2 separate regions of the Homo sapiens genome follow, and region 1 is linked to region 2. Evidence: read pairs that join two places in POLR2A ChIA-PET (ENCODE). Cell type or tissue: PC-9. All regions are shown on one strand. Each heading gives the region's core, and the rest is flanking DNA. Links, peaks and the distances in the headings are about the cores only.

The links. Peaks named below come from ENCODE experiments on the same cell type or tissue, not always from the same donor. Only the 100,000 strongest peaks of a DNase experiment are listed, where the experiment ranks them.
Region 1: POLR2A ChIA-PET joins it to region 2 with 12 read pairs; 6 of 35 experiments call an interaction of 5 or more read pairs at or near these places.

The regions. Positions count from the first base shown.
Region 1 is chr9:72,522,741-72,538,584 of GRCh38, reverse strand. All of the region lies in intron 1 of TMC1 (transmembrane channel like 1), which reads right to left. LOC101927234 (a long non-coding RNA gene) reads left to right here and starts at 10,920. Exons shown (of 3, transcript XR_001746721.3): 1 at 10,920-11,018; 2 at 13,216-13,322; 3 at 14,768-15,167. LOC124902347 (small nucleolar RNA U13) reads right to left here and starts at 11,349; the gene lies at 11,246-11,349. RefSeq lists enhancers at 11,161-11,330, 11,671-11,720, 12,711-13,272, 13,273-13,834. In PC-9, for the core only: no CTCF peak of the experiment used is centred there; DNase peaks (open chromatin) are centred at 11,104 and 13,204; H3K4me3 peaks cover 2,200 bases; H3K27ac peaks cover 6,238 bases.
Region 2 is chr9:72,470,396-72,486,239 of GRCh38, reverse strand. It overlaps LOC105376080 (a long non-coding RNA gene), which reads right to left and starts at 8,172. Exons shown (of 3, transcript XR_929925.3): 1 at 7,856-8,172; 2 at 6,814-6,986; 3 at 1-2,133. It also overlaps the pseudogene LOC100289351. RefSeq lists enhancers at 8,893-9,187, 12,533-12,632. In PC-9, for the core only: no CTCF peak of the experiment used is centred there; DNase peaks (open chromatin) are centred at 7,869 and 9,039; H3K4me3 peaks cover 1,310 bases; H3K27ac peaks cover 3,672 bases.

The DNA.
Region 1 (15,844 bases), core at 6,541-14,540, 49 kb before region 2:
GACACCTGTAATCCCAGCTACATAGGAGGCTGATGCAGGAGAATCGCTTGAGCTGGGGAGACGGAGGTTACAGTGAGCCGAGATCGTGCCACTGCACTCCAGCCTGGATGACAGAGCAAGGCTCTGTCTCAAAAATACGATACAATACAATACAATACAATACAATACAATACAATACAATACAATACAAGTATTTTATCCCAAAATATATTTATTTGACATTTTGAAAAGGCCCTGCAATGTTGTCTCTTGTGGAGGAAGTTAGTGTTCTGTAGAGAATCTCTCCCTTACCAAGTTTTTTCCAGAGAGTCTGACACCTTTTAAGTTCTAATAAGAGACATTCATCATCTATTCACTCTGAAGCCTGCTACCTGGAGGCTTCATCCACATGACAAGAACCTTGACTTTCACTTTTTTTTTTTTTTTTTTCAGACAGGGTCTGGCTCTGTCACCCAGGCTGGAATGCAATGGTGCAATCTCAGCTCACTGCAACCTCTGCCTCCTGGGCTCAAGTAATCCTCCTGCCCCAGTCTCTCGAGTAGCAAGGACTACAGGTGTGCTCCACCATGCCCATCTAATTTTTTTATTTTTTGGAAAGACAGGGTCTCATCATGTTGCCCAGGCTGATCTCAAACAGATTGCCCAGGTGGCAATCTGACCACCTCAGCCTCCTAAAAGTGCTAGGATTACAGGCATGAGCCACAGTGCCCAGCCAACCTCTTTATCTTAACTCAAGCTGACTTCAACTGTTCAGGCAGAGCTTAACTCATTCAACCATTGCCAATCAGGAAATTTTTGAATATACCTATGACCTGGAAGCCCCCACTTGTAGATGTCTTGCCTTTCTGGGCCAAACCAATGTATACCTTGCATGTATTGATTTATGTTTTTGTCTGTAACTTCTGTCTCCCTAAAATGTATAAAACCAAGCTACACAAAACTACCTTGGGCACATGTTCTCAGGACTTCCTGAGGCTGTGTCATGGGCCATGGTCCTTAACCATCGCAAAATAAACCCTTACATTGATTGAGACCTGTCTCAGATACTTTTTGGTTTACACTGCTTTTAATTGTAAATATGATTGTAAACTAGATATGGCAGCAAATGAGTGACCTAAAGTTGTAAATTGTAACTAAAAACCAAGTAAAGCATAAAAATTTGGAAGATTTACAGCCTGGCCCTGTGGTAGATGAAGAAAGAGTGTTTTCAGGAGAGGAATTCAAGGATGCAGCCAAACACTTGCTAGAGAGATATTAGCATGACTAAGTGGGAGCTAGGTTCTAATAGCCAAGACTTTGGAAAAAAAAGGCCCCAAAGGCATTTCAGAAACCTTTGAGGCTGCTCCTCCCATCACAAGCCTAGAGGCCTAGGAGGACAAAATAATTTTGCAGGACAAGCCTGGGGTACCACTGCCCTGTGCTGCCTCAGGATGCTGCTGTCTGCATCCTGGCCACTCTGGCTCCATCCATGGCTCCAATGGCCCCAGGTACTGTTTGAGCCACTGCTTAGGTGGGTGTAAGTGGTAAGCCTTGGTGGCTTCATGGTGTGAAATCTGCAGGTGCCCATAATGCAAGAATGTTGGAGGCTTGGCAGCTTCCACCTAGATTTCAGAGGATTTATTGGAACACCTGGGAAGGCAGGCAGAAGTCTGCCATAGGGTCAGATCAACCACACACAGCCTCTACTTGGGCATTATCTATTGGAGGTGTGGGAGCAGGGCTACCACCCTCCAGACCCCAGAATTATAGAGCCACCAGCAACATACAACTGCAGCCTGAAAAAGGCACAGGCATTGGGCTTCAATCTGTGAGAGCAGTCACGTGGGCTGCACCCAGCAAAGCCAAAGAGTGGGGCTGCCTAAGGCCTTAGGACCCACCCCTCACACTACTATGCCCAGGATGTGGTATATGGAATCAAAGGAAATTATTTTGGAGTTTTAAGAATTAATGTCTGGCCAGGCGCGGTGGCTCACGTCTGTAATCCCAGCACTTTGGGAGGCTGAGGCAGGCGGATCACGAGGTCAGGAGATCAAGACCATCCTGGCTAACACAGTGAAACCCCGTCTCTACTAAAAATACAAAAAATTAGCCAGGCATGGTGGCAGCTGCCTGTAGTCCCAGCTACTCAGGAGGCTGAGGCAGGAGAATGGCGTGATCCCAGGAGGCAGAGCTTGCAGTGAGCCGAGATCGCACCACTGCACTCCAGCCTGGGTGACGGAGCGAGACTCTGCCTCAAAAAAAAGAATGTCTGCCGCACTGGGTTTCAGACTTGGATGGGACCTGTTACCACTTTCTTTTGGCCAGTTTCTCCCTTAGGGAAATGGGAATGTTTACTCAATGCCTGTACAACCATTGTATCATGGAAGAATATAATTCATTTTTTATTTTTGCAAGCTCACAGCTGTAAAGAAGTTGCCTTGAGTCGCAGGTGATACTTTGGACTTTGGACTTTTGAGTTTATGCTGGAACAAGTTAAGACTTTTAGGGACTATTAGGAAGAAATGATTGTATTTGAATGTGAGAAGGACATAAGTTTTAGGGGGCCAAAGCAGAATGCTATAGTTTGGATGTTTGTCCCCCCTTCAAACCTCATGTTGAAATTTTATCCCAATGTTGGAGGTGGGGCCTAATGAGAGGTATTTTGGTCATGGGGGAGAATCATTCACGAATAAATTAATGCCCTCCCTGTAGAAAGAGTCAGTGAGTTCTCACTGTATTAGTTCCCATGAGAAGTGGTTGTTAAAAAGAGCCTGGCACCTCTCCACACCTCCCTTGCTGCCTCCCTTGCCCTATGATTTCCACACATGAAGGCTCCGCTTACTCTTCTGCCATGAATAGAAGCAGCCTAAGGCTTTTACCAAATGCCCAATCTTCCAGCAAGCAGAATTGTGAGCCAAATCAACCTCTTTTCTTATTAAACTATCTAGTCTCAGTCTTCCTTTATAGCAACACAAACACACTAGAACACAAAGCTGACTAGATATGTCAGATTGTGGAACACCAAAACTCAGGATGAGTGGCTGCAATTTAATCTCAGAGGTAAAATGGAGCCACTGAAAGTTCTTGAGGAGGAAGTGAGGCAACAAAATTGACAAATCACATATCCTCCCCTGATATGGTTTATAGGTTGGATTAGAAGGAAAAGAGCAAGGTTATATGCAGCTAAATTTAAATGCAATCAAGGGAAGAGGACATGTAGGTCAGGATCAAGAGGATTCAAGAAGATAGTTAAAACAATGATAGAAATACAAGTTTTCGGGAGAAATCCAAACTTTCAAGGATGACTTCTAGCAGCTCTGGGAGAGTTTCCTCCTGCAATCCTAATAGTTTAGAAGACATCGGGGTACTTTGTAACATGCTAAACAAAATGCTGAAAAGATGAGTCCCTTGGAACAGAGGTGAACTGGGTAACTTTAGGTAGACTCATAGTTTCCCCTGAAAACATGCCTTCATCCATGATAAATATAGCGTTAAGCAGCATCCTACATGATTCATATAACTGTAACACACCCAACTAGCTTTTTTTTTTTCTCTCTCTCTAAGAGATCCATGAATCGACTGCCTTTGTGTAAGAATCAGGACTTTTTGCAAGCATCAACTTAGATAATAGATATATTTGAAGTAAGAGTAGTGATCATGAAAATAAACTGTTTCTACTCTGGTATAAAAAGTAGTCTTTTTATTTGCCTTTATCTTTGAATACTCTAAATCTTTATAACAGGCTGCCAACTACATTATTGGGTTTTGGACTTCTTAATTTCTTAACCAGTATTTGCAGGGATACCTTTTTTCAGCATTTAGAATGAAAACCTAAATGCATCGTTAAAATATCTTTATAATCTTGTGATTTCAGTTCTGTTTCTTCATCAGTTGATTAAGAAAGTTAAACTGGACATTCTCACAGGAACTAAATATATAGAATTCCATTAACCTTTTCATTAACGTTTTTCTAATGATAGCCTTTGAAATATCTGGGATTTTTCTATACATGCCAAAATAATATATAGATTCAGATACCAAATACAAATTTTAGAAGTTATATAATCTACATGTGTGTTAGCTTTTAACCAATCATAATTTATTCATGAACACAATTGAAAGAATTTTCCAGAATGTTCATAAATATAACAAATAGCTTTCTTTGGTGGAGCCCTTTTAGAATGTCTGTTCAGCACCTCCCTCCACCTCCCCACCACTTTTTCTGTAAACTGCTGTCCATCTACATAATTAAAGGTTGGATCCTAATGTGATATTTCTGTTTCATGGCCCTACCCCACAACCATAGTCAGTTGAGCCAGGGAAAGCATCAGACCTAGGAATTGAGAATTGGAGAAGAGAGAGAACAAGAGACAGCTGTCCCTCTCCAAATTGCTGACACTTAATGTTGGGAAATTTTTAAAATTGTCTTTATTTATTTTTATTGTTTATTTTACTTATTTATTCATTTATTTCGAGACAGATTCTCACTCTGTTACCCAGGCTGGAGTGCAGTGACACAATCTCAGCTCACTGCAACCTCTGCCTCCCAGGTTTAAGCGATTCTCCTGCCTCAGCCTCCCAAGTAGCTGAGATTACAGGCGTGCACCATCACACCCGGCTAATTTTTGTATTTGCAATAGAGATGGAGTTTCACCATGATGGCCAGGCTGGTCTTAAAGTCCTGGCCTCAAGTGATCCACCTCCCTCGGCCTCCCAAAGTGCTGGGATTACAAGCGTGAGTCACTGCACCTGGCCAGAAATTGTATTTTTAAAATTTGTATATGAAAAGTAGAAAAACCTAGTCCACAGAGAGAAAAGAGAGAGAGGAAGGGAGAGAGAGAAACGCATGAAACCAATTACACAAAGGAGCAGAAGTGTTTAAGTCTTTGGTCCAGTTTGTTCTGATGCTTAGCTGTTTTTCTACCTTAGATTGTATGAGAGTGCCTGTATCCTTATCATAAATTATCTTTGTTTTCATAAGCTATCTCAAATAAGTTTCCAGCCTGAGTTTGTCTCTCCAGAACAGTAACTCACATGACAAGTCATGCAAGGTTGTGTGGACTGCATCTCCTTTAGATTTATTGGATTGGCTAGGTGTACTTAACCACAACTCTGGTGGTTGCTGGGAGACACCTCTGGGAGAGTATGGTCAGGGGAAAATCAGGAAGAGAAGCAGTAGTCTTTGCTTAAAGCAACAACTCGCACCAGTGGATTGCTGGGTCATACCCTCTTTTCCTTTAATTTATCCTCCAGTCTTTGGAGCAGAGAAAAGTAAATCATGCTGGCTGCCCAGAGTTTCTTCTAGAGCCAGGGATCGCACCTTGGGTTTCTCCAGATCTCCAAGCCTTTATCACTTTATGCATTATAAGGTGTGAGGGTTCTCTGGATGAATATATTCCACAAAAAGGGGCTCAGTGTCCCATAGGCAAAGCAAGAAGAGAGGGCACTTCAGCTGATCCTGGCCACTGTCTCACAAGTATTTCCCCTCCAAGGCCAGGGAAGAGTCAGGCCTTACTACAGAATGTAGCTTCTTCTGCAAAACACAGCACCTCCTTCTCCCTTAGCCCCAGCTCCTACATGTATGCTAAGCCATCATTTTATGGCAGATTAAGGGATGAGCCAGTTTGTCACTGAAACAGGATCCTCTACTCCAAGTAGCCTGAGCCTGGTGGACTGACTCCCTTTTAGCAATTCAGAGCCATAAGGTCATTAAAAATAGTTTGCTTTGCCTTTCCCCTGTTAGGCATTCCTCAAACACTTGGAAAATTTAGTCTCATCAGCAAGCTCTAACAAGACTACATCTGCATTTTGTCTTTCTGAAGATTAATTTGAATCTAACCAAAGAAATTAAAATACACTATTGCACTCTTTTTGAAGCCTCATCATAGTCTATGGTCCAAAATCATCACAGCCCCAAATCAGCATAGCATCTGAGAATATGTCTCATCCTACCTCACCGGTTCTTCCACAGCGTCATGATCATGGCTTCAAGATGACTGGGCTTTAATTCCGGTAAAGTTTTTTTTTTTTTTTTTTTTTTTTTTTTTTTTTTTTTTTTTTTTTTGAGACGGAGTCTCGCTCTTGTTGTCCAGGCTGGAGTACAGTGGCACGATCTCGGCTCACTGCAACCTCTGCCTCCCAGATTCAAGCGATTCTCCTGCCTCAGCCTCCTGAGTAGCTGGGATTGCAGGCATGCACCACCATACCTGGCTAATTTTTGTATTTTTAGTAGAGATGGGGTTTCACCATGTTGGTCAGGCTGGTCTCGAACTCCTGACCTCAAGTGATCTGCCCGCCTCAACCTCCCAAAGTGCTGGGATTACAGGCGTGAGCTGCCATGCCCAGCCCAGTAAAGCATTTTTAATCAAAACTTCAGGCTGGGTATGGTGGCTAATGCCTATAAACCCAACACTTTGGAAGGCCAAGGCAGGCAGATAACCTGAGGTTAGGAGTTCAAGATCAGCCTGGCCAACATGGTGAAACTCCATCTCTACTAAAAATACAAAATTAGCCGGGCATGCTGGTGGATGCCTGTAGTCCCAGCTGCTTGGGAGGCTGAGGCAGGAGAATCACTTAACCCTAGGAGATGGAGGTTGCAGTGAGCCAAGATCACACCACTGCACTCCAGCCTGGGCAGCAGAGCAAGACTCCATCTCGAATAAATAAATAAAAATAAAAGATGAAAATCTTAGAAGCATCAGAGGGCTAGCAGGATTCTAATGAATTGCCAGCCAGATACAGGAAAAAATGGGAATTCAGATAGGAAAGCTTGGCACTTGGAGCATTTTTGAATTGAGGGCATTTTCCAATTGAAGATAGGTGGCCAAGAGGGTAAAAAAAATCAGTGCCTAGAGCCAGACAAAGTAGGAATTCAGTAAATTATTCTTCACTTTGGACTGGTAGCTCAAAGAGCTACACCCTAGATGTAAGAGTAATACGGATTAACAGTAAACTGTTCCTCTTATGAACTACAGGGCAGTGTGAGAGCAGCAGAATATTTTATGTGACTGAGAGCTCCATAGTATATAAGAGAGGTGCAGAGCTGAACTTGATATTGCTTTAGGAAATAAATCATATAGCAGGGACAGTTGGTCCAGTTGACCTGGAAAATATCAAATCTGAAACTTCAATTAACATCATCCTGAGTTAATAGTGTCCCTAGGAACGTAACTGAAGTAATTTAAAATCTTTTTTGGTGAACAAAACACCAGTCTAGGCTTCATATGATTTGTACATATTGTGTTTAAAAAATTATTTGCCAAAAACAATGTCTAGCACACAATCAAAAGTAACCAGGCATAAATACAGACTAGACACTGTTAATGTAAATTTAAAAAACAAAAAACAATGAAAGTAGACAAAAGTAGACTCCAGAGGCTCCTGATACTGGAATTATTAGATAAATATATAAACAACTGTGTTTGCTATGTTTAAGTAGGTAAAACTCAAGGTTAAAAATTATGGCAGAAGCCAGGTGCAGTGGCTCATGCCAGTAATCCCAGCACTTTGGAAGGCCAAGGTGGGTGGATCATGGGGTCAGGAGATGGAGACCATCCTGGCTAACATGGTGAAACCCTGTCTCTACTAAAAATACAAATAATAATAATAATAATAATAATTAGCTGGGCGTGGTGGCAGGCGCCTGTAGTCCCAGCTACTTGAGAGGCTGAGGCAGGAGAATGATGTGAACTCGGGATGCAGATCTTGCAGTGAGTCAAGATCACACCAGTGCACTCCAGCCTGGGTGACAGAGTAAGACTCCACCTCAAAAAAAAAAAAAAAATCATGGCAGAAAACAAGTGGCAAATTAGATATCCTAAAGCTGAAAATTTGATACCTAAACTTAATAATTCAATAAACAAATTATAATACTAGACATAGCTAAAAAGAGAATTAGTGAACTAGGAGACAGGTCACTAAAAGTTATCCAGAATGAAACACAAAGATATAAAGATGAAAAATACAAAAGAGAAAACAAGAAGCACAGAAAATACCTTGAGAAGGTTTTTTTTTTTTTAAGATGGAGTCTTGCTCTGTCACCAGGCTGGAGTGCAGTGGCACAATCTCGGTCCACTGCAACCTCCACCTCCCGGGTTCAAGCGATTCTTCTGCCTCAGCCTCCTGAGTAGCTGGGACTGCTGGTGGCTCACACCTGTAATCCCAGCACTTTGTGAGGCTGAGGCAGGTGGATCACTTGAGGTCAGGAGTTTGAGACCAGCCTGGGCAACATGATAAAATCCCATCTCTACTAAAAATAAAAAAAAATTAGCCAGGTGTGGTGGCACACATCTGTAATCCCAGCTACTCAGGAAGCTGAGACATAATTACTTGAACCAGGGAGACAGGTTGCAGTGAGTAGAGATCGCGTCACTACACTCCAGCCTGGGCAACAGAGTGAGACTCCATCTCAAAGAAAGAAAGAAAGAAAGAAACTATGGAGCTCTCAGCCACCTAAAATATTCTGCTGCTCCCACACCGACCTGGGATTTCAGGAACTCAATCAGGCTGTCTCATGCCCACCTGCCCAGATACACTATAATGATATTCCTTTATTCCCTCTTTAACATGATCATGTAGAAATTCTGGGTTTTACCTTGCTCCCCAGACCTGATTTCGTGGGCCTCTCTGACCTTCACTGACAAAATCTATTAGAGAGGGGGAGGGTGTCTTTTATTCTCCATTCTCAGAACTCGGGCAGAACCCTTATCAGGGAGTCAAGTCTTCAATCTTTCCTGATTCTCTCCTTCCTCTTAGAAATTTTTATCTAGCTGCAGGTGAGGGAAACTGGTTTAGTCTCATAATTTGATTCTAAATGTTTTCTCTTATGTACAGACCACATTCTCAAAGGATAAACATTTGATTCTTCTAAGTGTTTTGCTGTGTCACTTTTTCCCAAAGGCAGTGAAAACCACTGAATGAAATAGGAAAAAAAAAAAAACAGAGAAACAAGAAAGCACACTTGAGTGGATAGCTCCAGACATTATTTTATAACATATGAAGCCAGATTTTTTTGTCTTAACTAATACAGTATCCACACACACAAACACACACACATATATACACATTTCCTAAACACATATGTATATACACACTATATAGACACATAGACATCATTTTATGCGTGCAGGTTTATTACAGCAGAATTTTTCTTTTTTAGAGACAGGGTCTAGCTATGTTGCCCGAGCTAGTGTGCAGTGACTATTCACAGGTGCAACCATAGCCCTCTATAGCCTCAAACTCCTGGGCCCATCTCGGCCTTCCAAGTAGCTAGGACTACAAGTGCCCGCCACCACACCGGGCTTGAATAAGCATATTATTCTTTAATTTTTGGCCTTTCTCATGCAGTCCTTTACCAGTTCACAAAAATAGGAAACGATTTAGCAATTAGAGTTATCCCTTGGTATTCATGGAGGAATGGTTCCAGGACCCACCCACCGCCCCACCCGCCACCGGATACCAAAGTCATAGCTGAAAAGATGCTTCAGTCCCTGATTAAAAAAAAAAAAATGGTGTAGTATTTCTGTATAACCTGTGCACATTCTCTCACATACTTTAAATCATAACTACACTACTTATAATGCCTAATACAATATGAATGCTCTGTAAGTAGTTATTATACGATATAGTTTAGGAAATATACAAAAAAAAAATCTATACATGTTCAATACAGACACATTTTTTTTTCCAAATAATTTTGACCCATGGATATGGAAGGCAGGGATACAGAGGGTCAACTGTATTTGTCTAACCCTGTAAGCAATCTATTTTGTAAATGTAACAAAGGGCATACTAAAGGTCAGTCTGCAAGCCCAACCACCTCAAAAACTCAGGAAATTTATATTGGGCCCCCTGAAAATAGTGGGAGCAGGACATTAAGGCTGAGAGCCAAGTCTTGGGTCCTCAGATTCAGAACCTTCAGGAGGATGGGGGTTTTAGTCCATTTTGGATGCTAATTACAAAAATCATGAACTTGGCCAGGTGCAGTGGCTCACATCTGTAACCCTAGCACTTTGGGAGGCCGAGGCGGGTGGATCACCTGAGGTCAGGAGTTCGAGACCAGCCTGACCAACATGGAGAAACCCTGTCTCTACCAAAAATACAAAATTCGCCAGGCATGGTGGCGCATGCCTATAATCCCAGCTACTTGGGAAGCTGAGGCAGGAGAATCGCTTGAACCCGGGAGGCGGAGTTTGTTGTGAGCCGAGATCACACCATTGCACTCCAGCCTGGGCAACAAGAGCGAAACTCCGTCTCAAAAAAAAAAAAAAAATCATGAACTTATGGTTTATAAGCAAGAGAAATTTATTTGTTTACAGTTCTGGAGGATAGGAAGTTCAAGATCAATGTGCCAGATGATTGGTGTCTGGTGAGGGACCCTTCCTCATAGACAGCACCTTCACGTTGTGTCCTCACATGGTGGAAGGAGCTAGCTAGCTCTCTGGGGCCTTTTTTTTATAAGAACAGTAATCCCATTCATGAGGGCTTTGTCCTTATAACTTAATTACCTCCCAGAGGCTTCAGTTTCTAATACCACCACCTTAGGGGTTAAGATTTCAACATATAAGTTTGGCGGGGTGGAGAGAAATAAACATTCAGACCACAGCAGAAGGTTGCCCTAAATTCTGGAGTCGGGGAGGGGGGAAGTATCGCAAGAAAACAGGAACACTGAAAGACATGGGCTCCTTCTCAGATCTTAGAGAACAAAAGAAAGAACTAAATGGAGATGTGGGAATCACAAGGCCATAGTTTAGGGTCTCGCAGTGCCATTGGCAACAAAGCCTGAGAGCCTAGGCGATAGAGGCAGAACACCCAGAGGAGAAGCCCCTTCCCCTTGCACCGTGAGCCTGGTGTTTGCAGCTTGGTAGCAGTGGCAACAGAACAATCAGCTCTCCTACAATAAACCAGGGACGGAACAAACAACAGCAGCAGCGGTCGCAGGGAAACAGAATCTGTGTTGGCGTGCAGGGAGCAGGCAGCGTCTGCAAAGTAGCGCTGGCAACCACAACAGAGAGGCCAGCAACAGGAGGAGCAGGAGGAGCGTGAGTCACTGGGGTCTGGGGAGGGCAGCAAGGGAGGAGGGCAGAGGAAAGAGGCTGCTCTCCTGCTGGTAAACATCCCCCAAATCAGCAGAGCAAAACCAGGAAACACCAGAATATCAACCTGTGATTACACAGGCAGATTCCTGGATCCTACCACAGAGCTGCTACATCGTAATGTCGGAGTGCGGGGAGGCGGGTAGAATCCAGAAATTTGCATTTTTTTTTCAGGTCAGACAGGTAATGTACCGGGTCATAAGGAGGTTCAGAGGGTGTCACGTCTTACACATGCCTGTGAACACCCAATCATCATGCTTTTGAACTACAAAAGAATCGAGATATTTGCATTTTAAAGAAGTTCTCAAGGGGATTTTTAAGCAGTATTACCCACAGGCCTGAGCAACTGGGAGCTTTGCCCTGAGCCCTGCCTTTTAGAGGGCTCAAGGCTAGCCTTCTTCCAGCCACGCCCCTCAGAGCTAACATCCTACAAGACAAGGGAACATGCCCAGCGGAACCCCATGCTCACCTAGTACATGACACCCCCTACCTAGACCATGCGTCTGGTACCCAGGACCCTGGATTCATGCCTAAATGGCATTGAGACCAATTCCATGGCCTGAATGGACCTCTGGCCCAGGCAGCGCCTGTTGTGTGCTTCTGCAGGTGGACCACACTGCATGGTGTGCACAACTCTGGAAGGAAGAGTTCCTCATGGGCTGCTTGGTGGACTTGAGTGTTGAGCTGACCATATGTGGTCTCCAAGCCTGACCCTCTGCAAGAACAGGAGCAGGAAAAGAAGCAGGGGGTGGTGCTCTTCCTTGCCCTTCATGCTCATTTGTGTTCCCAGCTCACGTATGTTAAGGATATCTATTGGCCTAACTAGACACTTGCACATTATTCTTGGCTACATTTTTTAAAGTCACAGGGGTTTTAATTTAGTTAATCTTGTTTTGTCTGGTTTTACTTTGTTTTTAAACACCAGAGAGGAAAAAGAAAGCTCTTAGGGTGAAAATACCAATTATAAAATGAGTGAATCCTAGAGTTTAATTCCTTTACAAGTTTAATCATTTTACAAGCTTTGATTTTTCCCATGGCAGATGAAGTTTTGGAGAACCAGGCTTACATGATTAAGTAGCATCTTCAAATTTTGAATTCATAGAGTTAATTTAGTGTAAGTAGTATCCATTGAGGGTTTTTTACTGTGTTCTCCATTGTCCTACACAGTGACAGGATCAATAAGATAGGATGAATATCCTCAAAGCAAGGCCATTGGATAATTCAAGTTGTACACATGAAGAGAAAAAAATAACATCTGTGCAAAGGAGTATGTTATTTTAAGTGCTAAAGTGAGAGCCCCAGACAAGGCTAACTGCAATAGGAAATTAACAAATCTCCAAGATCCTCTCCTTCTGTTCTCAGTGTTGTCTTCTTCTAGAGGACACACACACTTACACCCCACGCCCCCAGCCCCCAAAGCAAGGGGCTGGTGCTTTCAAAGTTCAGGCACAAGCAAGATTAGCGAATGACACTCTGTGCAATAATGCTTACTTAGTCTGTGGTTAAGGAATTTTTTTTTTTTTTTGAGACGGAGTCTCACTCTGTCATCCAGGCTGGAGTGCAGTGGCACGACCTTGGCTCACTGCAACCTCCACCTCCCAGGTTCAAGCAATTCTCATGCCTCAGCCTCCCAAGTAGCTGGGAATACAGGTGTGTGCCACCACGCCCGGCTAATTTTTGTATTTTTAGTAGAGACGGGGTTTTGCCATGTTGGCCAGGCTGGTCCAGAACTTCTGACCTCAAGTGATCTGCCCGCCTGGGCCTCCCAAAGTGCTGGGATTACAGGCGTGAGCCACCGCAACTGGCCAAGGATTTTTTTGTTTTTCATGTGAGCAAGGAGAGAGATACAACAGTTCAAACTGTTTCCCTTTCTTTCAGTGATGATCCATCCACTGAGCCTTGTCATCTACAACAAGCTCTGCGTTTGTCAGTCCCAGATGGCCTTTGATTGGCTGAGTGTCATCTGTGTTTCTTTCTGGGTGGAATATTGAGTAATAAAATCTCAAAAGAAATTAACTTATTCACACTGTTGTTAAAGCAAGACATTGGTCTCGCCCTAAACTTCCCATCACACAAGCCTAAGGCATCTGACTCAGTACTTACAACTGCCCTGAGGTAATGTAGTATCTGGTTCACTTTTTAGCCAATGAAGCGTGCTGTGGAGGACAAAGAGCAGCAGAGGCAGGAAGCAGTGACAAGGAGTGAGCTGGGAAATTCCAGCTGCCCTCCTGTCCTACTTACAAGGAATAGGTATGACTCATTTTTAAGATGCAAACAGATGCTGACTTGGCTAACAAAATCCTATGCAAAATGTAACCTCTCTAAGACCTTGTTTCCTTTTCTGGAAAAAATAAAACAGATAAGCTATTATATTTGGACACCTGGATACTATTGTTAAGTACCGGTTTAAAAGAATAGGCATACATGTATTTGTTTTGAATATGCCCTTTCTTATGTCCTTGAAGCCGGCCTTCTGGACCGTATCTTTCTATCAAAGACAAACTCTACAAGAAAAACCTCCACAATCCAGGCTTGGGCTGTGCAGGTGTGTGGTGATCTGCTCCTTAGAGATATGTGGAATTTTCCGGTAACGACGCTAATTAGTATATCCTCGTGTCCACCACCACATAGGATTCCAAACATCTGGTTTATAATCCTGGCTCTGCACTAAATGGCTATGTGGCCTCAGTTTTCTCACCTGTAAAATCAAGAGGTTGGTCCCTTAAGATTTCTCTCTCTTCTCACTTCTTTACTGTTTTATAATTCTAGGACTTAAAAAAATTGAGAATGCATACCTATCTTTTCCATTTACTTATCTACCATAAGAATGAATGCTTATATGGGATACAACATTTTGTGTTTATCGGTTTTCTTTCATTGCAGGGAAAGGAAGGCATGACTGGGGTAATACTGGGTCAAGGATAAGATATAACATGTATTAGAGTTAACAACTATTCCTCGCTTACCTCATTGGGTTGTTATAGTGATCAAATGAGATCGCATCCTTGAGAAGTTTATCATGTATTATTAGTCTCTATTAAAATGTGGTTAATATTACTAGTAATAAAAGTGAACATTTATCTAATAAACATTGGTCAAACACCTTCTACATATCAGGCACTATGGTAAATACTAAAAAGACACTGATCCTGTTTTTCAGGCTCAAAGGAAGTCAAAAGAGCTCAGATAAATTGATGACAATATTTACCCTTAAAATTATTTTTTTCCTTTTTGAGACGTTTGGGCAGAATAAAGGCACAAATTTCTACATGCTATTTTCTTTCTCTATTTTCAAGTACTATGCATCTTTTTAAGTGCCCCATTCTAAACCTGAAGAAAAAAACGACATATCTAAGATTCTGCAAAAGCTCAACTGATTTCAGGCTAGGTGAAGAAATAAAAGATGCTACAGTCTATTAACTGTTGGGACCAAGTATAGTGGCAAGTATTTAATGGGCTCCCCAGCACTGACGAGTGAAAATGGATGATGATAACCTCACTGCAAAGGGTAATAGAAGACTGACCTTGGGCTATGAAAAATGTGTTCTGTAGACTTGTGGCTGCAATTTCAGAGCCCATGATGCCCCTTTCTCACTTTATGCTTCAGTAGCAAAGCATTTACCGGCTTTGAGTTCTTTTAATATAATATGCTGTTTCAGGCCTCTATACATTTTTTTTTTATTCTCTGTTCTTAGCCTGGAACAAGTACAGTTGACTCTGAACAAGTCAGGTTTGAACTGCATGGGTCCACTCATATGAAGATTTCTTTCAACGAAAGCTACCCCGAGTGTGCCTGCCTTTCCTGCCTCCCCTTCCACCTCCTGCACCTCTACCATCCCTGCCACCCCTAAGACAGCAAGGCCAGTCTCTTCTCTCTCCCCCTCCTCCTTCAGCCTATTCAACTTGAAGATGACAAGGATGAAGAGCTTTATGATGATCTACTTCCCCTTAATGAACAGTAAATATATTTTTTCTTCCTTACAATTTTCTTAATAGCATTTTCTTTTCTCTAGCTTACCTTATTGTAAGAATACAGTGTATAATACATAAAACATACAAAATATGTGTTAATAAACTGTTTATGTTATTGGTAAAGCATCTGGTCAACAGTAGGCTGTTAGGAAAGTGTGAGGGTAGTCAAAAGTTAAGCTCAGATTTTTGACTACGCAAGGGTCGGCATCCCTAAACCCCAAGTTGTTCAAGGTCAACTATAATTCCCTATTACTCCTCACTCTTCCTCCCTCCTTCCTCCTCTTCTTCCTTATCCCTTCTCCTTCATTTTCCCCACAGGCTAACTGCAACTCAGCCCACTTCATTTCCTAATTTTTCCTCCTCCCTGCATCCCCCCGAGTCTTTGTGAGATGCTCTTCCCTTCACTCCTGCCAGCCCTATGGCATCATGGCATTATCATGGTGTATGGAGAACTTCTGTCTTATCTGTTTCTCCCACTAACCCAGTGGTTTTCAACTGGAGACAATTTTGCTCCTCAGGGGACATTTGGAAAAGTCTGGAGACATTTTTAATTGTCACTTCTGGGGAAGGGGGTTGATACTGTCATCTACTGAGTAGAAGCCAAGGATGCTGCTAAACATCCTACAGTGCACAGGACAGCCCCTCACAAAAAAGGATTATCAGGCCCCAAAGGCCAATAGTGCTAAGGTTGAGAAACTGCACTAGGCTGAGTTCCTTTAAAATATGACCCTATTCAGCGCTGTTCCAGCAGCTCCACAGACAGTGTCCAGTGCCCAGTAGGAAGGAATCCAAACAGTTTT
Region 2 (15,844 bases), core at 3,670-11,669:
AGAGATTGGGAAAGGGGCAGGGTGAGAAGAAAGTACAGTTCAGTGGTTACTAATGGATCACTAAATTTTTCCCCCATGTAAAGATTTTTTAGCCTCTCTTTCTTGTATCTTATGTCATGTCTTGGCATTCAGTCAGCACTCCCAGAGGCAGGCCCATTAACTCTTTCAAGCCTCTAGAGTACTATTCATACCATTCAGTGCATTCCGGTACTGCACTAAGCATACCATGCAAGAATGCTATTTAGTTCAATGCACTCGTGATACATAAAGCAATTCCCTGAAGGCCTGAAAGAGTTAACCTACATCTCTCTCTGAACATTTGGCTTAGTGCAAGGGATTGACTGAGAAACTGGGGACAATAGAGCCCAGTGTCTCATTAACTGGCATAGAATTCCATTGACATAAGAAGAAATAGACAATATCATCTTTAATACAAGTGGAAAAACTGAGAACCCCAAGAAGTTTTTGCCTACAGTCACACAATAAGCTGGTCTCACAGGCAAGACCATTTCCAGGTCTCCAAATGTTCTGCCTGGAGCTCTGCCTAGGTTTCCTTTAAACCCAAACTCATGCAGGGATGGAGCAGATGAAAGTGTGTGAGAGGGCAGAGGTTAACACAAGAGTCCTGTGGGCCCATGTCTTACAAACGCAAATGCTGGATTATTCTGTTATAAATCCTTCTTGGGAGGAAATTTATTATTATTATTATTATTACTCTGTTGCCCAGGCTGGAGTGCAGTAGCACAATCTCAGCTCACTATAACCTCTGCCTCCCAGGTTCAAGCGATTCTCCTGCCTCAGCCTTCCGAGTAGCTAGGACCACAGGCACGCACCACCAGTCCTGGTTAATGTTTGTATTTTTAGTAGAGACGGGTTTTCACTATGTTGGCCAGGCTGGTCTCGAACTCCTGACCTCAAGTGATCTGCCTACTTTGGTCTCCCAAAATGCTAAGATTACAGGCGCGAGCCACCGCGCCCGGCCAGAAATGAAATTTTAAGTAAAACCTGTAAAATCATCCCTTCCAGATTTCCTTCGGACAGTGGTATAGTCACCTCCAACCACACCAGACCCAGCAACCTTTCTGCATTTTACCTCAATTCCCATCAACATGTTTGCAACTTCCCATAGTTTGTTTTCATCTCTTTCTAGTAGGGGTTGAAAAAGTATCTTGAGAATGGAGAGATGGGGCCAGAGCATACACTCTCCTGATAGCTCAACAGAAAGCATTGCATGAGGCTGGGCAAGCCTGCTTGGGGTGCCCCTGGGATGCTGCACAGCTAATTTGCACAGTGGCACTGCATTTAGATTCCTTATGAGGCGAGTCTCAAGTTTAAAGCGCTCTGTGGCTGGAGAAGGGGCTGGAAATAAAGAAGGTGGTGATATTTCCAGGATTTTGCAATAGAACTGTGACCAAACCCTTTCATGCTAAAGTTCAAAATAATATGCATTGGAGCTGGAAGTGAACTTAGATATCACCTGGTCAAACCCTCATCTTGTCACCAAGAAAACCGAGGTAGACAAGGGAAGTGACCTATCTCGGGCCACACAAGTCATTAATAGCACAGTTGGTGGGTAAGGTATTTTAAGCCATAAGGAATGAAAGAGAAGTTCATGGTTACATCAGATAATAAGGATTGATTTTAAGGACACACAGGGGTAGCAGATGTCAGCGGTAACATGACCAAACCTCACCAAGCACTAAACACTGCAGGCACATAAGGTGAATTTATACCCAATCTACTTCTTTTGCTCTGGCAGATACTCCTTAAATGTAGGTATCTGTCTGCCTGCTTCAGTCCTTTGCTGTTATGGGCACTAACTACTTTCTGCCTTGCTTTTACTGCTATTGTTTACATGCATTCATATGTTTCCACTTTCCTTTTCTCTGTTTCTTAATTCCTGCTTGCCAGAGCTTCTGCTTCCTGTGGATGCTTTCTGGCTTATTTTCTGTGTGTCTTTTCCCTTCTGTCCATCTTCCAAGGGTTGACTTCTCTTGAATGGATTTACATTCGAGTTCCTGGAGGGAGGATCTGATGGGTTCATGTAGCAACTCTGCAGTAGTGCTACAGAGCTCTTCCTCCAGATCTCAGCGTTATTACAGATGATGGCTTTATTCAGGGAGGTGTCTATCCCTGGTCAAACAGAATAGGACAGACAGATAAAGTTGAATGTCATCTTTCCTCAGAATGGGGCTTTGAGCATGGAAACCACGTTAAGCATAATAGATTTCTCCCCAGATTAGTACTTTGGACTAGATCCCACATCTCCTCAGTTCTAGTATAGCATACAGTAGTGAGTAAGAAAATATTTCTGAAGCACAAATGACTGGGTTTTAATCATATGACCATTACTTCTAGCAAGTTATGCTTTAGATTATGCTCTGAGATAGCAAGTTATACAACTGAACATTCCTTATCTATAACATAGATTATCATATCACCTGTCGTATAGAGTAAGGGAGGACTGGGATTATTTACATAAAGTGTTTAGGAGAGTATCTGACCCATAAGTACCCCATAAATGTTAGATGTTTTATTATATTGTTTTCTTTGCACAGCACCTGTGATGATTTTAAAGTATGTCTAAAAATTCTTTGATATTTTTCCCATAAACGATGCAGTCTAATTCTCCTGCTTTGAGTATGGCCCACATTAGTGACTTGCTTCTTACAAGCAAAATACAACAAAAGTTATGCTGTATGACTTTTAAGGCTAGGTCAGACAAGATGATATTGCTTCTGCATTGTTGGGATTCTTGCCTTTGGAACCCAGACACCATGATGTGAGGAAGCTCAAAACCCATGGAGAGGCCACATATAGGTGTTCTGACCAACAGCCCTAGCTAAGGTCTCAGCCAACAACCAGCATCAATCACTAGCTATGAAGCAATGAGCCTTCAGATAATCCCAGCCCCAGGCTTCAAGTTTTCCAACTGACGTTCCAGATGTCATGGTGCAGACCCACTCCAAACTTTGTTTGAAATCCTGACCCACAGGATCTGTGAACAATTACTGACGGTTGATTTACACCATTTAATTTGGGGGGAATTTAGGCAGCCATGGCCTTTTATTTCTTCATCCGTATGAGAGTACTGTTTGTGGGGACCTTGACAGGATTCAGGAAACATCAGATTTTCTCTAAAGCTTGGCTTCTACACTGCAGTGTTTCTTCACTAGTGTGTTAGGCCGTTCTTGCATTGCTATAGAGAAATACCTAAGACTAGGCAATTTATAACAAAAGAGGTTTAATTGACTCATGGTTTGGCAGGCTGTACAGGAGGCATAGTGACATCTGCTTCTGGGAAGGCCTCAGGAAGCTTCCAATCATGGTGGAAGTCAAAGAGGGAGCAAGACACATCGCATGGCGAAGGCAGGAGCAAGGGAGGGAGAGAACAAGGTGCCACACACTTTTAAACAAGCAGATCTTGGGAGAATTCACTCACTATCATGACGACAATACCAACGGGATGTTGCTAAACCATTCACAAGAAATCTGCCCCTATGACCCAAATACCTCCCACCAGGCCCCACCTCCAACGCTGGCGATTACATTTCGATTTGAGATTCAGATAGGGACAGATATACAATCTATATCAACTAGGGAGTGGATTATAATGCCCAGGACTTTTAAAAATGCATAGCCCCCAGACATGCTGGCTTAGCACCAATTCTATGGGACTTATACATGTATAATTTGAAAATGTTCATTATTTAACTTCAACAAATCTTCACTGGGAGAGATCATTTACATACCTAGTCCTTACGCTGAATTTGGAGGGCAAGAGCTGATGACTTTCATTCACATTCATTAGTGCTCTATAAGAATCTATGTATGCCTGGCTTTCCTGCCAGGTGTCCTTTTGGGAAGACCATACTTCCTGTCTGTGAATGAATTAGAAGGATATTTGGTATTTCTGGTGTGTAGGCATCTTCTGATGGAATCCAGGTTAGGAATGGCAGACACCAAGCTATGATCTTCAACAGTGAATTCTCAATATATTAAGAAAAACCCATTTAAGTTTTCCCTTCAAAATCTGGAGAGCCGGTAACAAGACAAGGTTGTTCACTCTCATCATTTCTACAAGGTACTGGATGGTCGAGCCAGGGCAGTTAGGCAAGAAAAAGAAATAAAAAGCATTCAGATTGGAAAGAAAGTAAAACTATCTCTATTTGCAGATGACATAAACTTACATATAAAATTCAGAGAGTTTTGCAAGGCATCTTTTGGGCCCAGAAAACCAAAAAGAATTTCTATCTCCCTCCCACACTCACTAGAACAGAGATTCTCAAACTTTGCTATACAAGAGAGCTGTTAATCTTCCAACTATGCCCAGCTTCCAGAGACTGTGTTATCTGATGTACTGGGCTGCGAAATTTCATTTTAAGAAGCACCCCTAAGAAATCCAATGCAGGTGAATTTTAGATAACTTTGTAAAATGCAAAACAAAATCTTTCAAAATTGTTTAGCTCAATGATTTAGAGTATAATGCCTAGAACTTTATTGCCTGGGTTTGATTCTTGACTCTTCTACTTGCTAGCTGTGTGACCTTGAGCGCGGCACTTACCTTTACTGTGCCTCAGTTTCTCCAAATGTAGAATGGGGTTAATGATAGTGCACCTGCCTCACAGGTTTACTGCATGCGTTAAATACAATAATGTCTGTGAAACAGTTAGACTAAAAATTGTTCTAATTGTTCTTACTGTCACTTATTTGCTGTAGGGGAACTACCTGGTTATCCCTGGAAGCTATACCTTGCCTGTAGACACTATAGCAAAATGCAATGACTCTAATAAATGTAGGAAAACCACATGAACTCTGTTCATGCTCTTCTCTACTGACGTTCACATGCCCTCTCTGAAAAGCTATGGCAAAGAGACACATTCTGTTAGAAATCAAATGAAAACATGGGTCAGCCGATCCTTCCACAGTTCAAATCCCTCTCTGCCTTAATGATCATGGCTAATCTGCAGTGTGATTATCATATTTGGCATATTACCAGAGGTTTCTTTTTTCCATTATTTTGATTTATGCCATTAGTGAATCTGGTTTTCCATGCTCTGTTTTGTTTTACAGTACATTTCACCAAGAGTTCACTTCCAAATGCAAACATGAGGACTAATGCTCCATTTATGACTCATAAAATGTACTACTCCATTCCCCCCATTCACTAGCATGATAGCAAATCTTTAACAGATTGCCTTGCGCATAGGGAGGCAGCTCCCAGTGCTCACATAAATAATTTATTCTGATCAACACTTGCTCAAATTAATGGAAATGATAATGTACAGAAAGTGTTTTCCTGTGTTTCCAAGTCTATTCCCCAAGGCAACATTATTTGTATTCCTAGATATGCAGGAAACTGACCTGACGGTTCCCAGTTCAAAAATCACAGGTAGAGGCCTTGTTTTCGGAATTTCCTTACTCAGCTAAGAACAGAGTTTTCTTACAGTGTAAGGTCTATTACATACTAGATACTACGAAGTGACAGCGTGCTGGCAGCCCTCGCAGCCCTCCCTCGCTCTTGGCGCCTCTTTGGCCTCAGTGCCCACTCTGCCACGCTGGAAGAGCCCTTCAGCCCACCACTGCACTGTGGGAGCCCCTTTCTGGGCTGGCCAAGGCCGGAGCCGGCTCCCTCAGCTTGCCGGGAGGTGTGGAGGGAAAGGCGCGGGCGGGAACTGGGGCTGTGCGTGGAACTTGCGGGCCAGCGCGAGTTCCGGGTGGGCGTGGGCTCGGCAGGCCCCACACTGGGAGTGGCCAGCCGGCCCCGCTGGCCCCGGGCAGTGAGGGGCTTAGCACCTGGGCCAGCAGCTGCTGTGCTCAACTTCTCCCCGGGCCTTAGCTGCCTCCCCGAGGGGCAGGGCTCGGGACCTGCAGCCCGCCATGCCTGAGCCTTCCCCGCCCCCTACTCCATGGGCTCCTGTGCAGCCTGAGCCTCCCTGATGAGTGCCGCCCCCTGCTCCACGGCGCCCAGTCCCATCGACCACCCAAGGGCTGAGGAGTGCGGGCGCAGGGCGCGGGACTGGCAGGCAGCTCCACCTGCAGCCCTGGTGCGGGATCCACTGGGTGAAACCAGCTGGGCTCCTGACTCTGGTGGGCACTTGGAGAAACTTTATGTCTAGCTAAGGGATTGTAAATACACCAGTCGGCACTCTGTATCTAGCTCAAGGTTTGTAAACACACCAATCAGCACCCTGTGTCTAGCTCAGGGTTTGTGAATGCACCAATCGACACTCTGTATCTAGCTACTCTGGTGGGGACTTGGAGAACCTTTGTGTGGACACTCTGCATCTAGCTAATCTAGCTGGGACGTGGAGAACCTTTGTGTCTAGCTCAGGGATTGTAAACGCACCAATCAGCACCCTGTCAAAACAGACCACTTGGCTCTCTGTAAAATGGACCAATCAGCAGGGTGTGGGTGGGGGCAGATAAAAGAATAAAAGCAGGCCGCCCAGCCAACGTGGCAACCCACTCGGGTCCCCTTCCACAAGGTGGAAGCTTTGTTCTTTTGCTCTTTGCAATAAATCTTGCTGCTGCTCACTCGTTGGATCCACACTGCCTTTATGAGCTGTAACACTCACCAGGAAGGTCTGCAGCTTCACTCCTGAAGCCAGCGAGACCATGAACCCACCGGGAGGAACGAACAACTCCAGACGCGCCGCCTTAAGAGCTGTAACACTCAGGGCGAAAGTCCACAGCTTCACTCCTGAGCCAGCGAGACCACGAACCCCACCAGAAGGAAGAAACTCCGAACACATCCGAACATCAGAAGGAACAAACTCCGGACGTGCCGCTTTTAAGAACTGTAACACTCACCGCAAGGGTCCGCGGCTTCATTCTTGAAGTCAGTGAGACCAAGAACCCACCAATTCCGGACGCAATATTGTTATACTTTAGTGACAAGAGGGCAGAAATAGCTCTTATTGTATAATGCTGCTGTAATTTTTCTAAATCAGCCAACAACTATGGTTTCCTGAAGTAGCAAAAACCTGAAAAACAAAAAAAAAAAAGATGAAGCATTTCAGAGAGAATGAATCGGAGTGGGCTGGTGATTCATGCATCCTCAGGAAGAGAGTTGGACAGGACCTCTTAAACATCTTTCAACCCTGTATTTTGTTTTTCTACAATTCTACTCAAACACCAATTTATACTCAAATATTAGTTGCACCTCAGAAAGAAACAAGTTGTTTTACCCTCTCCTGCCCCCACAATTCCCCAGTGTTTTGGCTTTAAACTTTCCTCTAGAAAACTGATCAAACATGAACACAAGTTAAATTTAAGCCACTTTATTCATGTAATTCTTTGAAGCCCATAACAGTTATAGAGTGCGTTTGGGTAGCATTAAAGAAAAACTCCTCCGGCTGGGTGCGGTGGCTCACGCCTGTAATCACAGCACTTTGGGCGGCCGAGGTTTGGTGGATCACAAGGTCAGGAGATCGAGACCATCCTGGCTAACACAGTAAAACCCCGTCTCTACTAATAATACAAAAAAAAATTAGCCGGACGTGGTGGCGGGTGCCTGTAATCCCAGCTACTCGGGAGGCTGAGGCAGGAGAAAGGTGTGAACCCTGGAGGCAGAGCTTGCAGTGAGCTGAGATCGCGCCACTGCACTCCACCCTGGGCGACAGAGCGAGACTCAGTCTCAAAAAAAAAAAAGAAAGAAAAACTCCAAAGCAAATATATCTCTGGAGTTCAAGTCAGCATTTCACCTAGAGTGTAAGACAACACTATTTATTCTTTGGAGTGACAAGAAAGGATATATCTTTGACCTTAAATGACCTATTCTTGATCCCTGGTAAACATGAAAGGCTGGCAGCTAGGTATTTGTGTACTAAACTCCACCCCCTCATCCACATACCTTGTTTGGAGGAACTCAGAAGCACTTCCTGTTTGGGATCATGACTCAGGGCCAGAAATTGCTCCTTAGGCAGAGTTAGAGCAACAATATCTGCTAGTGGGACTGGCTCCTCCTAAAAGTCTTCTTTGAATCCCTCCACCCCCATTCTTCAAAGCCCAGATACTTAGAAACAAAACCTAGGAAGAGAGCAGCAGGAAAGCTGAGGGTCATCGTCAGAGGCAAAGCTCTTCCGTGTACCATGTATTGCCATTCCAGTTCACCTCCCTGCAGACCATTTCTGGGTTCCTGGCTTCCCTTCTCTCGCACAGATAATGTCCTGGGGGCAGGAGGAGTGTATCAAACACAGGATTACAGTTCTTTGAAGTAGTGACATCCGTTACAGATCTAAAGTCAAGTTTACAGGGCTGTCAGTAAGGGAAAAGGAACTTTGTGAGCTGAACTTTCTAAAATTAATCCACTTAAAAGCTACATAGCAATAGAGGCATAAGCAGGAGATACCCACTCCATCTCGAAGGAGACTTTTCCCAGTTGCAGAATTACCTGGTTAATTAATTCAGGCACCATAATAATTGAACTAATTTAAAGCCAGAATATCCATCATGGAACAGAAATAGATCTGCTGTTTTTATCAAGGTGATTACCAGGACAATTGCCAGACCTCTTAGTTTTGCTCCATGAAAGCCAAGCCAAGCCTGCTGGTTTACATACACTTTTACATATACACATGCCTTTGTATTAATAAATGAGAGTCCTCTGAGGACAATATTCACAGTCAGAAACTTCCCTCCCAGAAGTAAGAATAGGAAAGAAAGCAAAGGCTGTGTTCTCAATCCAGGCCATGGATTTTGTATAAATGAATGGAAACCTAATTTAAAAATCTATGTCCTTTTTGTGCCTACCTTCAGTGAGTTTCTAGAAATTATAATAAAACCCATTTATTGTCAAATAACAAAACAGTACATTGATGAGTGAAAGTTAAGACAGTTGTACAATTTCAAGCTGCTTCCAAGGAGGATGGAAGTTTGGCACATTCCCTCAGGATTTGTGAAGCTGTTCTTGCCTCTTCCAATATGACTCTTCATCCACATGAGCCTGAAGGGGTGGGGCTATTAGAGCTCCTTAACAGGCAGCCTTCTTTTACACCTGGCTGGTGAGCTGGCCTGAGACACCTCCAATATGTCTCTACTGTGAGTCACTATCCATAAAATCAGTGAGTCATCGACCACTTTAGAAAGAAATCCCACAGAGTTTTCTTCAAAGCAAGGGCCTCAAACTCAAATATCTACAGGGGCCAGGTAGGTAATGCATAGCAATGAGGATGAATGAGATAATTGGAAATCATGAACACTGGTTACTTCTGCAGTCTCTCCGTAACTCCAGCCAATCTTTGCATTGAGAGTTTAAGGGTCCCATTTTGCCACATTTTCTCATTTCTAAGAGATTACAGAATTCTGCTTTCTTGTTGTTTGCTGATTTATAAATGTTTGCAATAAATTTGATTTTGCAACATACTATGCTAGGAGGTCAAAACATATCTGTGAGAATAATCACCAATTTGTCATCTGTGGTTTTTAGTATCATCTCTGCACACATAAACACACATGTGTGCATACCCACCCACACACAAACAACCATCAGCCTCAAAAATGATGGATTCTGGGAGTTGAATTTGTCAAACTTCAATCATCCTTGGAAGTAGCTTGAAATATTCCTCATTCCTTTATCAATTTGCTATTTTGTAGATATTTTCCAGTAAAAAGATTTTATTATAATTTGTAGAAACTCATGGTAATAGGAATATAGGACACACATTTTTAAATGAGATTTTTCTTTCATTTACTAAAATATAAAATCCAATAGAGAAAATTCTATGTAAAGACTAAAAATCATACATATACCAAAAAATCGACATATTTCACCAAAAAGTGAATAATTAATGTTTTCTCCTCCAAAATTTTGTTTATTCTCCATAATTGCTAGAGTCAGAGAGTTTGAGTAATAGAGCCAGAAATGACACGCAGAGAGGTCATTTTCCTCACCTGTGTGAGATAAGCAGTAGCAGCAAACAGTTGCCAGGGTGTGTTATCATAGCTCACTGCAGCCACAATCTCCTGGGCTCAAGTGATCCTCCTGCCTCAGCCTCATAAGTATCTGGAACTACAGGCATGTGCCACCAAACCCAGCTAATTTGTTTTTGATTTTAGTAGAGACAGGGTCTTGCTATATTGCCCAGGCTGCTCTCAAACTGCTGAGCTCAAGCAGTCCACCTGCCTTAGCCTCCCGAAGTGTTGGGATTACAGGTGTAAGCCACCACACCCAGTCCAGTTAAAGCCACCACACCCAGTCCAGTTTGGTTTTTTTTTTTTGTTTTTTGTTTTTTTTTTGAGACAGAGTCTCGCTCTTTTCACCCAGGACGGAGTGCAGTGGCGCAATCCCGGCTCACTGCAACCTCTGCCTCCCGGGTTCAAGAGATTCTCCTGCCTCAGCCTCCCATGTAGCTGGGATTACAGGCACCCGCCACCATGCTCAGCTAATTTTTGTGTTATTAGTAGAGATGGGATTTCGCCATGTTGGCCAGGCTGGTCTCAAACTCCTGACCTCGTGATCCACACGCCTTGGCCTCCAAAGTGCTGGGATTACAGACGTGAGCCACTGCACCTGGCCGGCCTAGTTATTTATTTATTTATTTTTTAAAGGTATAGGCCAGGTGTGGTAGCTTATGCCTGTAATCCCAGCACTTTGGGAGGTCGAGGCGGGTGGATCACCTGAGGTCAAGAGTTTGAGACCAGCCTGGCCAACATGGTGAAACCTCGTCTCTACTAATAACACAAAAATTAGCCGAGCATGATGACGGGCGCCTGTAATCCCAGCTACTCGGGAGGCTGAAGCAGGAGAATCTCTTGAACCCAGGAGGCAGAGGTTGCAGTGAGCTGAGATCGTGCCACTGGAGGGAAAAAAAAAAGTATAAATGAGGAAAGAGTAGATGAGTTGGCATATTAAATTAAAACTTTTATGTCATACATTAAAAAAACTGTCAAACCAAAAGAAGTTTTCAATCAAAAAAGCTGTTACTGAACCAGATTATGAAAAAGGGATACTTAAGGTAAAACAGGGACTTCTGAGAACAGGCAAGTAGATTCTGTTCTGATGTTTAATCAGACATAAATATCTACAGAAAATTGTTCTTTAGAAAGAAAAATACATCTACTGTTCAAATACATATTTATTGTGGATTAAGAATGTGTCATACACATACAGGAGATATTCCCTGATGTGTTTATTGTAGAGTTGGGCAGTCACTGTGCGATGATGGTATCTTGTTCCCTGTCTCACCAACAGCAGACTTTATTTTCCTCTGGAGTTTGTTGAAAGGTTTTTCAGTGTTCTGAGAATTGGGAGTCATTATGGAATGCACACTGAAAATACTTGCTTATTCAGAATAAGCTGAAAGTAAAGGGCTATTATTTCCCGTCTGAATCGTTCTAATGGGATGGGTCATCAGTTTCTTTCCAAAATGTTTATATTTAAAATGTTTTCCTTTTTCTCTCACTGAAAACTTCTGTTGCTTAAGAGCAGAGTAACTGTGTTTGCAAACTCCTGATGACCCTGTGTAAGCACCATGATTACAAACTCAAGGCTAGACTTCAATGCTGTATGTTATATCACAAAATAGCTGCTAAAAATCAGACTCTGTTCAGAGTGATTTGGGGAGAGGTCGTTTTGTTTCCAAATTTACCGTTATTATTATTCTATGCATATCCACAAATCAGTTGGCCTTTCCAATTGTGAAGTAGTTACTATTAGCTGTATTTAGAGAATTGAGAACGCACCTCTACTATATGGAGGTGGGCTTTGGAATCTGAAAGACTTGGAATCATGTCCTGCTTCTGCTCCTTAGTAGCTGAATGATCTTTAGCAAATCCTATAACCTCTGTGGGCCTTTGTTTTCCTGTCTTCAAAATGGCATTCAGATCTGCTCTTCAGGGTTGTTGTGAGATTAAAAGAGAAAATTACTGTAAAGCATTAAGCACAGTGGTGAAAATTTAATAATAAATATGTTAGGACAAAAGCAGTTTCAGTTTGTCAGGATGTAAGCCACAGAAACAACTTTCCAAGAGAAGTCAACGAGTAACCTTCAGAGGAAATTATTGAGTTTTTAAAGCTGGTCATTTCCATTTGCTTATGAAAAAATTGTTTGTGCTTACTAGGTTCAAGGAGAATATGTATGAGCAGGGAGGGAAAAGAGAAGGAAGATAGGTCTGGGTAGCTGAATTAGTTCCTTAAAGAATTTAAACTGGTAGTAAACAAGAAGATAAGACTTGCCAGTAAAAGGCCATAAATCAGAACTGAAAGTTATACCTGCTGTAACAGAGATGCAGTCAAAGAGGAATGGCACCTGGGAAGAAGAAGAGATTATTTTGCCTCTGACTTCATTTTTCTTTCATAGTCATGACTCTGAAAACCATAGCAAAGCCCATCCTATAAAATTATCTTTCTCAATTCACATGATTTAGAGAATTTTAGAATTCAAATATATTTTTAAGAGTTTGTGTTTAGAACTTCTACATTTTACAGGTGAAGAAACAAGATGAAGTCAAGTAATCAAGTTAGAGTAAGACCAAACCATGAAGTCATTTATTATGTTCTTCCTGCTTCACATGACCCATGAGTTCTCTTTCTCTGAGTCAACTGGAAATACCCTTTATACATTGCATGTCTCTTCTACCAGAAGAAAACTTGCAAATTGCAAATGAAAAATCTCTACAATAGTTTGGGCTTTAGGCTTTTCCATGGCCTTTTTCCTTCTGCTCTTTTCCACTCTATTTTTTCCTCCAGAGGTTTTCATTTCTACCTAGACTACATGGCTTTCTTCACCTGTTAATCTATTGCCTAATAAACAAACCCAGTTGACCCTGAGCCAGTGGCTTTTTTCTTTCCTTCCTTTCTTCCACCCTTTCTTCCTTCTGTCCTTCTTCCTTCCGTATTTCCATGTGGTTTCCTAAGACACTAGACTTAGACCTAGTATTCCTAGATTGACCAAAGATCCCTGGTGTCCAATTGTGGAAAACGTCGGAAGGAGTTCTAGGCATGGTAGGCATCTCAGCAGGACTTGATGTAGACAGAGACCAGTGAGTAGCAGGATTTGCCTAGTGCCTCAGTTAAAGATTCTGCACCCTTGGTGTAAAACTGAAGAAGGTGGGGAATCCCAAGAATCATTGAGATTGAAACTCCCAACAGTCTATATTGGAGTCAAAATTAAATAGAAAGAAAAAAATAGAGGGGAAGGTAGGAAGGAAAAAAGGAATAAAGGAAGGCAATATTTCTTACATACTTAAGCTATGGGCTGACATTCATGAACACTAAGCTTTATTGACACAGTGATGTAGTAATGATATTTTCTTTATACATCATAAGAAAGATAGTTTTCATTCATAGCTACAGAGTAATCAGAGTAATTATTCTCAGACCAAGTAAAAATTTGATAGCTACCATTACTGAGCATCCACTAGGAACTTTATCTATATCTATATCTGTCTATCTATCTATCTATCTATCTATATATATATATATATATATTTTTTTTTTTTTTTTTTTTTTTTGAGATGGAGTCTCACTCTGTAGCCCAGGCTGGAGCACAGTGGCACGATGTCAGCTCACTGCAACCTCCAGCTCCCGGGTTCACGCCATTCTCCTGCCTCAGCCTCCCAAGTAGCTGGGACTACAGGCGCCTGCCACCATGCCCAGCTAATTTTTTTGTATTTTTAGTAGAGATGGGGTTTCACCATGTTAGCCAGGATAGTCTCGATCTCCTGACCTCGTGATCTGCCTGCTTCAGCCTCCCAAAGTGCTGGGATTACAGGCGTGAGCCACCGCGCCCAGCCTATCTACATTATTTTATTTTATCTCATCATCACGATGACTTTATAATCTTGGTTTTGTTATCTTTATTCTAGAGATGAAAACAACGGGCTCAGAAAGTTCAAGTAATTTGCCCAAGATTACACAGAAAGTAAGTGGCAGAACCGGGATTAGGAACCATGTGTCAAATGCCACACCTATGTTCTGTCTCCTAATCTGCCCTGTGGCCTGGGACTGTGCACTAGTCAAGACACAGTGACTAGAAATCTTATCGGAAGTTGGGATATTTCGGTTTAACTCAATACTTATTCTCATTGTTCTCCTGGCTTTCCCAAAGATTGACTTTCATGCACCTTTTATTCACATTTGTGTCTCCTATTGAGCAAATTCACTATCTAACCTTGGCCACAATCCCCTTTCAGCTCTTGGCCTCCTGTCAACACACTTCTATCATTTGACACCCCCATCTTCACATCCCTCATCCTCATCCATCCCCATCCCCTACTCTGACCATCCTGGGTCTGCTTTTGTTATGCCTGTCTGACACTGAGTTGATAGGGCCACTGTGTGACTCAAAGGAAATAGTAAGTGTCGAGGCAGCCATTCAGAGATTAAGATGGCTACAGGCTGCAGTAACCTGGGAAAGTTTCTGGAGAAGGAAGTTTGATGGGAAGAGATCATTAGATTAAGTGGAAAAGAGGAAGAAGACCATTATTTTTGGAAAGAAGTGGGTGAAAAACACTGGAAAATAAAAATGCAGACATTAAGTAGTCTACACTGGGAGAAGAAGATAATTGATCTTGATTATAGCAGGAGATTACTTTGGAAAAGTTAGTGGATGGCTTGATTTTTTTTTTTTTTTTTTTTTTTTTTTTGAGACAGAGTCTCCAACTGCCGCCTGGGCTGGAGTGCAACGGCGTGATCTTGGCTCACTGCAACCTCAGCCTCCTGGGGCTTGAATGTTTTAAAAGTTAAATTTACCTCAAATGTTGTATAGTATGTTTAGGAATAGAAAAGAATGAAGGCAAAAAATAATAATAATAATAATTGTCACTGCAAAATAGACAGGATCCAAAATGACCCCGTGGATCTAAGCTATAATAACTAAGACAATGACAATAACCACTAAAAGACACAGGAAATTCAAGAGGCAGACACTGGTTACAGACAAAGAACATGACTTTTCATTTAGCCATGATGTGCCTGGGGTAATTTGGTAATGTTCCAGTGAAACCACCATGCAAGAAGTTAGAACTGCATGACCAGAATTGGTAAAATTGGTCTAGGTGAAATTATCCATACAAAGGCGAGCTTTATTTCCATAAAAACAGATGAACTACCCAAAGGAATAGCAAAGACAAGATCAGAATTTATCAACACAACTATGGCTGCATTTATAGCCACAACAATTTGTGTGTGTGTATGTGTGAGAGCCAAAGTTTTATGTGTTCATTTATTGCATTTGAAGGACCCTTCGATAACATCCTTGGCTGAGACTCCTTGCCATAGTCCTTAACTACTACACAATTGCAACCAACCACTTTAAGGGGCTTCTTCTCTCTGTCAATTTTACAGAGGCCTACCCATTCCCCTAGTTTCTTATCTTTTCTTTCTTTCTTTTTTTTTTTTTTTTGAGACAGCATCTTGCTCTGTTGCCAGGCCGGAGTGCAGTGGCACAATCTCGGTTCACTGCAACCTCCGCCTTCCGGGTTCAAGTGATTCCGCTGCCTTAGCCTCCTGAGTAGCTGGCACTACAGGCATGCATGACCACGCCTGGCTAATTTTTTGTATTTTAGTAAAGACGGGGTTTCACCATGTTGGCCAGGTTGGTCTCAATCTCCTGACCTCATGATCCGCCTGCCTCAGCCTCCCAAAGTGCTGGGATTACAGGCGTGAGCCACTGCGCCCGGCATTCCCCTAGTTTCTTATTGTCATCAGCCTTAATTGGGTTCATTTGCTGTTCAGCACAAAGGGCATCCACCAACTTGACATGCACAGACTCATCACAGTTGGATGTAAGCAGACAAAGATGGGCTTGGCACTTGTGTAAGGCTTTGGCAGCTTCATGAATTCCACATGCTAGGCCACCATGGATGAGGGCGGTTTTCAGCACCTCTTGAAAAGCAGTAT